3 separate regions of the Homo sapiens genome follow, and regions 2 and 3 are each linked to region 1. A link is a loop called in an ENCODE intact Hi-C map of the cell type or tissue named here. Cell type or tissue: IMR-90. All regions are shown on one strand.

Region 1 (2,500 bases):
GGCACAGAGTCAGGCCTAGGAGTCATTGCCTGACACTTCAGCCCTTGGATAGTATATACTAGAATGGTTGGATTAGAGTTAGTTTAGCTGACTTCCTATTGTGATTTTTAGAGGATTAAGTTTATGAATTATATTTTCTGTTCAAAATATTTTAAAAAACAAAACCTGTTGGCAGAATACATATGAGGAATATAATCTCTTCCTTGAAATTGAAAATCATCATCATTTCCATCTTGATACCAATACTTCTAATCAATGACTAATTAAAAACACATACTTCTGCCACACCAGGAGAAAGTTCTTCCTTTACTTTTGATGGACGTTAAATCTCTTTTTCAGTTTCCTAGGGAAAGCTTGCTAGCAGTAAATGCCTTAAATGCCTATGTAGAAAGGAGTTGCTTCCCTTAGAATCTTCGGGCTTACTTTGCTTCCTGTTGCCTTTCCAATGTACTTCATGATGATCTAGACTTATCAGTGATAAATCTTGATAGGACACTTACCTGAATCTCCTGATTTTTGGAGGCTCTTAAAAGAGTGATGTTCTTAACTGCAGTAGGTATTTGTATTAGTAGCTTATATTAAAAACAAGTAGCCACCTTGTCTGGAAACAGTGGTAAAAACAAAAGGTCTATTGGCATTACATTATAGTATATGACAAAATAATTTTATCTGTGTTTCCAGACTTTGTGGCTACCTGTTTAGAACTGACATTTTGTAAGTGCAATTTAAAATAGTTACTTTATTTGTCCAAATGCTGAATTAAGCAGAGACTAGCTGCATTCAGAGCTCCAGTACTGTAAATTCAAGATGGATCTCAAGTTCTCCTAACCCCTCGAAGACATGAGATATACCTACAAATTCTTTTTTCTATATCTCATAATTCTTACAATTCAGTTCATCAAACATTTTTAAAATTCCTACCGGGTGGCAGATACCATGCTGGTTGCTTAGGCACAAAAGTAAAAGGATGCTGCCCTTTAAACACTGAACAGAATTGCAATCTAACATGTTACATTTTGAGGTAAAGAAGTATGCCAAGGATCCTCTTATTTGAAGCATAAAGGAGAAGCCTTTAAATCAGCCTGTGGTTTTTAGGCAAAGCTTCCTGGGGGAGAGGCCATTCTGTGTTGAGTTTTGAAGGATGTGTAAGAAGAGTTAGCCATTTAAGGAAAGTAGAAAGGCTTTTTCAGGCAAAGAAGTATAACAAAGATGTGGTGGCAAAATATGAAATATGAGTGCGGCAGGAAATGTAGCTGGTGTATACTTGGCCTCAGAGGCCTTTATGTGTCATGCTGTAAGTACTTGAAAGCTTGTAGATACTGGGGAGCTAATGAAGGAATCAAAACAGACAATTTGATTTTCTAAATGTCTTTATTATTGTATATTCTATTTTTTAAAAACTTTCTTATTTGATAATTTTGAAATAAATATCATGATAAATACTTTTTAAAATAGAGCTAGAGGTTTATAGAGATAGTCTTGCTTTTGTTCACATCACACTTGCTTTCTGCATTCAAGTAAGTGAAGGCCCAGATCAAGCCTAACATTTCCTTCTTTTCCTTCCTTCACTGATCTACTTCCAAATTCTTTTGGTAATTATTATAATGAGAATTAATGAAAAAAATCTTTAAAAATAAGTGAGATACCATTATTTGTAGTAGTACTGTGTGATTAAAAGCTTAATTGTGTCTTACCTTCTATTACACTTTTTATAGGATCTAATCGTGTATACACATGCATATAAATTTACTTACCAGGTCCCTTAAGATTTTTTTTAAATGCTATAACCTGATAAAATGTTATGAAATGAATTTCAAATGGAGTGAGACATATAGGTAATTTAGAATCGGTAATATGAAGTGTGGTAGAAGACAAGAAAAGGCCTGGGAATTGTTGGAGTTAAAGAGAATTTGGTGGGAAATTTAGGAAGATACAAGAAGGAGCGACAGAGAGCTGACTCATAACCTGCATGTACCTTATATGAAGGGCAACCAGATGTTTGAGGAGGGCTTGGTGGACAAAGGTGACATTCATGCTCCACTATATGCAAAACTGGCCAAAGGAGAGGAAATGGAAAAATATCTTGGCTCTGACAATTGGTTCAGATGCAGTAAATAAAAGGAAAATGAACTTAAGAAATGCTTAATGGATGCCTAAAGCAGCTTGTGATGTAGGTATATTTTTAATAAATAGATGAACTTATGAGGAAATTGGTACCCATATTGATCTTTCAGAACAATGGAAAAAAATCAGTGAAACTGAGCGCTATCAGAACTAAGAAGATACATAAGTAGTTAAAACAGAAAACAAAAATACTTTTAAGAATGAAGTTTAGACTAAGTTGGGATGAGAATTTTGTACATGGAAACAGTACAGCTGTTCAACAATGGCAGGGAACTGCAGGGAGAGTATTTTTGGGTAGAATGTTAATTTTGTTTTGTGGAACAATAGCGATATGCCCTTGTGACTTGCACTGTACCTGTGTCAGTGGACATGAGTT
Region 2 (2,500 bases), 130 kb before region 1:
ACCTGAAAGCTCATTATGATCCCTACACAAACTAGTGTGGTCTCAGGACTCTAACTTGCAATGACTTATGTGAAAATATATCAGCAACACTGAGCCAAATGCAGAAAACAGTTGCCTTGCTGATTGTATTTAAAACTCAAAGCAGAGTCAGCCAATAGAGCCAAAACTGTTACTTAGCTGAAGTTAGGTTTTTTCTGACACTGCCCAACTTCTGTTATTTCCTTCTCTGCTTTCATGGTATCACTTTCCTATCCTCTCATGCTCTCTAATTGCCCAGAGCCCATGCATAGGCCTGCCTGCATTGACAGTACTCTCTGCTCTGAACCACACAACTGCTCACAGCCATCAAAACCTCCTCTTATTTAGCCTGTCGGTTGAAATATGACTCAAAAGTATTTTATACTCAAGTGTACTGAGGAATTAAGGTTCAAGGATGGTTCATTGTGGTCTTCTTTCTTCTTCCCTTCCTCCTCCCTTCCTTTCTTCTTTCCTTTAATTTGTTTTGATAGGGAACAAGTATTTAATGACGGTAAATCAATCAGAATAATTTAGGTTATACTTCAATAATAATGACCAACAAATCTCAGTGGCTTAAGCTAACAAAGGATTACTTCTCATTCCAAGTCAGGTTATCAGGGTCCCTGTGGTCACTCAGGGACCCAGAGAGCCAGGCTGGGGAGCATCCCTGTTCAAACATTGCCACTTGCTGTGTCAAAGGGAAGAAAGCTCTAGAGGGACTCACATCAGCAATAAATGCTTTGACCTGGACATGACACATCTTGAGGGATCCTAGAAAGACTGGAGCAATGTTGACTGTCTTCACACTCATTCTTCTTTGATCCCTAATAACGAACACAGTACTGGGTACAGCAAAGACAATAAATGTTTATTAAAATGAAATCATTTCCAGAGACTCTAGAGTCCTTGGGGTTTGCCTTGGGCTGTCTTAGACTAAAATAGATAACAACCCATAAAGTTTAGACTAAAATAGATAACAGAACCCATACGATTTAGACTAAAATAGATAACAGAACCCATAAAGCTGGAAGAGGTCCAGACTCAGTCTAGTGTCCCTGAGACACTAAAGATAAAACGAATCCAAAGCCCTTTGAATCAGTCTGAGAAGAATAGAGTTCCAGGATGATCATTCACGGCCTGGTCAGTTTCATGAATATCATATTCCCTCTGATGATTCAAGGAAACAGCTGCCATACAGTTATTCCTCTTCTGCTGTTTTGTGCATGGTATTATGCAATAAATATTTATTGACTGACTCATATGTGGACAATCATGACATAGTCAGTTTGTGGAATCTTCTTTAAATATCATAGAAATGAAGACTGTAAGGTTTTGGACAAAACAATCACTTTTCTGTGTGGTGGTATAGTGGAGTTTTTTTAAACTTGCATTTCATTCATATACATCCAACCAAATATACACAGGGAAAAAGAGAAAAAAAGAAAAAAGAATGAGATGTACAGCCCAGGCACCTCAGCCTGCTATTCCATTCACCAAGCTTATATGCCTCTATGAAGGGTGAGATTCTAAAACCTCAGTCTATTGTGATCTCAGTTGAGTGTGATGGTCAGTGAGAGCAACTCATTCCATTGCATGTCCTTCTAGTATAGAAATGTATGGCAAGCATTTTTCCATGCAACTTGGCCCTTAAGTGTATACTAGTTGTGTCATCTGGCACTCACTCAGAGAGCCAATAACCTAGTCCAATACTGGGGGAGAAACTGGCTATGTCAGGGCTCTCTGTAAGGTGGCATATTCATCGCCAGTGTGGTATAATTTTGACTGTGTGTTTCTTTCCTAAAACCAGCTTCAGGATTTAATGGCCCATGTGCAGTGAGACTCCACAACATGTTTGTTCTTTAGTAAATTAGTTCAACCATTGTGGAAAACAGTGTGGAGATTCCTCAAAGATCTAGAACCAGAAATACCATTTGACCCAGCAATCCCATTACTAGGTATTTACCCAAAGGAATATAAATCATTCTATTACAAAGATACCTGCACATATATGTTCATTGCAGCATCATTCACAATAGCAAAGACATGGAATCAACCCAAATATCCATCAATGATAGACTGGATAAAGAAAATGTAGCATATATATACCATGGAATGCTATGCAGCCACGAAAAGGAATGAGATAATGTCCTTTGCAGGAACGTGGATGGAACTGGAAGCCATTATCCTCAGCAAACTAACACAGGAACAGAAAACCAAACACCACATGTTCTCACTTATAAGTGGGAGCTGAAAAATGACAACACATGGACACAGAGAGGGGAACAACACACACTGGGGCCTGTTTCAGAGTAGGACTGGGGGAGGGAGAGAATTAGGGAAAAATAGCTAATGCGTGCTGGGCTTAATACCTGGGTGATGGGTTGATAGGTACAGCAAACCACCATGGCACACGTTTACCTATTTAACAAACGTGCTCTTCTTGCACATGTACCCCAGAACTTCAAATACAAATAAAAGTTAA
Region 3 (2,500 bases), 170 kb before region 1:
CCAGCATGAAGAGTGTGATACCAATGAGCTCATGTCCAGAGAATTCAATCCCCATGCATGTTACCACACTTTATTCTGCTCGGACCGTCCTCGTGCACACTACTTAGCTTTGTTCTTGCAGACTACATGCTATTCGTCTTGGAAAAAAGCAAGTGGGAGAGTAAAGTTTGCTCAGGTCTGTCCAGCTACTACTATTTCAGAAATAACCAGTAATCTGTGTTTGTGTTCAGGAAAGTCATTTGCAGAAGAGTTCTCAGGGAGGCAAAGTAATAGTAAAGCTAGAATTCCTGCGTAGGTCATCTCGCCATTCTTCAAACCCAGCATGCTTCATCTGTGCCTCCCTGCTTTTGCCACTCCTTAACTCTCTCTAGCCCCATTTTGCTCATCCATTAGACCTGTTTTTTCCATGACACCTTTCTGACTCCACCATGTCCTCTCTCATCTTCTCTACGCTCTCTATGCTGTTCGACCTGGTGCTCTTCCTTTTTAGTGTGTGTCTTTTGTATTTTGCCATGCCTGTGATTGGCATCTCAGCAGCTACACTACAGAACAGCCACTAGACCAGAAACCTTTCCTTGATTCCCTTGCACTTTCTGGCACATTGCTTCCTGGCCATGTGCTGTGGCAGGTACGTAGTAAAAATCTTCTGGCCAATGATGCTTATTAAATTATGAATTATTGGATAGTGACTCACATAAATAATATAAGGACTCAATATTTTTACCCCATAACAACTTTTGTTTTTTTGAGATTTAGTATTTGTTCATTGGTAGGAAGAGTGTAATGATATAAATTCCTGGAAGAGGATTTTTCTTCAGTTATCATATCTTTCTCTTAAAATAAGGAAACCAAAGACCCTGCAGGAGGCCATTTGGTACAGTCGAGAAAGTCAGTGAAAGATGAACTTCCTTAGGGAAATACATTGAGCAGCCCCACTTTAATAGTCCTGGTGACTCATTTGAGAGAGGAACTCCCTCCCGTAGCCTAGGATTCTCCCTCCAGGGCCTGCCCATCAGCATCCTTGCATATTTAGAACGACACCTTGGGAGAAATGCATCTCGCAGTGACACTTCAGTGACTCAGACGCTTTGTATACAGAGAAATTCCAGTGACTGTAGGTTTATCTTTAACACAGTTTGGTTTCGTGCTTTGGAATTGTAGTTACTTTCCAAAAACCATAATTGGCATTTGTATTACTTTCTATCAAAGTGGAATTATCAGAAAAAAATGTATGAAATGTGTGGATTGCCACAAGCTGTGAGATATAGACATCAGTTGTTTGTAGATTTGATCCCTGTCTACTGGGTGTATTTAAATGACTTGGAAAATTAAAATAATATAAATTTACAGATCCTGTCACTAGAGAATCTACTACAGTATACTTCCATGCTTTGTTAGACTGCTTTTCCTCTATTTCCATTGAGAGCTACAGTCAATGTAGATAGAGGTTATGAGTGAAGGCTTTGGAATCAGACAGCTCAGGTTTGAGTCCTGACTCTCATTTCTTATCTGTCTGACCTGCAGCAAACCTCAACATCTCTTCTGTAATATGGGGAAAGGAATTTCTGCCTCCCAAGGTTCTGTGAGGGTTCACTAACAACATGAACGTGAGACATAACATTGTGGCACGTTAAGGAGCACCTCAATAAATGCCAGCTAGTCCCATTCTTATCGCTACACTATTTCTATTTTGGCATGTTGTTTTGGTGCATCATTTTTCTGATATGTTCAAGAGGTTACAAAGTTTTGGAGGAGCATATAAAATCAAACAGAAATTGATGTAATTTGTTGGCGCTGAGTGGAAAAAAGAGGTCATTCAGAGTCATGAGTAGGATTCCCTGAGAGGTGGTATGGTGGATTTCCACAGCTGATTCCTCCATGACTTGTTTCACTGTTTAAATTACTGTTTTCTCCAATTGCTTTGCAGCGGAGATAAAAATCTGTTTTAAATATTACCACGGCATTAGTGGAGCCCTGCGAGCCACGACCCCCTGCATCACCGTGAAGAACCCAGCTGTGATGGTGAGTGCCCCTCGCTGCCAGCTTCCTTGTGAGATCCATGCTGGGTCTTGATTTCTATTTTTACCTGTGCGGCCCTGACAGGGTTATGAGGAACAATGAAAAAGGAAACACATAACAGTGTGGGCACTGTTATAGGAAAGGAAATAGCTTACAAGGTTGGCACACCTGAATCCCTAATTCGAATCAGTGGAAACATAGGATTTGATTTGTAACAGCCATTTGTAGAGTCGACTCTCCGGGGAACCCATTCATGAAGCAAAGTAGCAAGTGCCCCATTTTGGAAGGTTTAAACTTAGTGTGGGTGACCAGTTGGTAGGAAAGAGTGGCATTGCATCTTATGTGAATTTTAACTATTTAAATTATGGGTGATTTACCTGCCAGTCAACTTAAGGAGCCGTTGCTCGGAAGGGAGTCTAAGTTGGCAGTCACAAATGCACTGTTTTCCTTAAGGTCTTAGTGCTGGTTCCTTCTCAATGCT

What was found. A loop is a pair of places that touch in the nucleus more often than their neighbours do. Peaks named below come from ENCODE experiments on the same cell type or tissue, not always from the same donor. Only the 100,000 strongest peaks of a DNase experiment are listed, where the experiment ranks them.
Region 2: it touches region 1 in a loop (2.8-fold over the local background); 12 of 110 quality-filtered maps call a loop at or near these places.
Region 3: a loop joins it to region 1, with 6 times the contacts of the local background. A loop is called at or near these places in 7 of 110 quality-filtered maps.

Annotation. Positions count from the first base shown.
Region 1 is chr2:196,165,764-196,168,263 of GRCh38, reverse strand. The region is part of intron 1 of STK17B (serine/threonine kinase 17b); the gene reads left to right. Among named protein-coding and RNA genes, the nearest start is that of STK17B, 4.6 kb to the left of the region's middle. RefSeq lists an enhancer at 1,034-1,103. In IMR-90, no CTCF peak of the experiment used is centred here; DNase peaks (open chromatin) are centred at 3 and 1,203; H3K4me3 peaks cover 838 bases; H3K27ac peaks cover 1,308 bases.
Region 2 is chr2:196,292,989-196,295,488 of GRCh38, reverse strand. The region is part of intron 13 of HECW2 (HECT, C2 and WW domain containing E3 ubiquitin protein ligase 2); the gene reads left to right. Among named protein-coding and RNA genes, the nearest start is that of HECW2-AS1, 34 kb to the right of the region's middle. In IMR-90, no CTCF peak of the experiment used is centred here; a DNase peak (open chromatin) is centred at 1,198; H3K27ac peaks cover 801 bases.
Region 3 is chr2:196,333,946-196,336,445 of GRCh38, reverse strand. It overlaps HECW2 (HECT, C2 and WW domain containing E3 ubiquitin protein ligase 2), which reads left to right. Exons shown (of 29, transcript NM_001348768.2): 4 at 1,928-2,022. Among named protein-coding and RNA genes, the nearest start is that of HECW2-AS1, 75 kb to the right of the region's middle. In IMR-90, no CTCF peak of the experiment used is centred here; DNase peaks (open chromatin) are centred at 25 and 1,035; H3K27ac peaks cover 1,378 bases.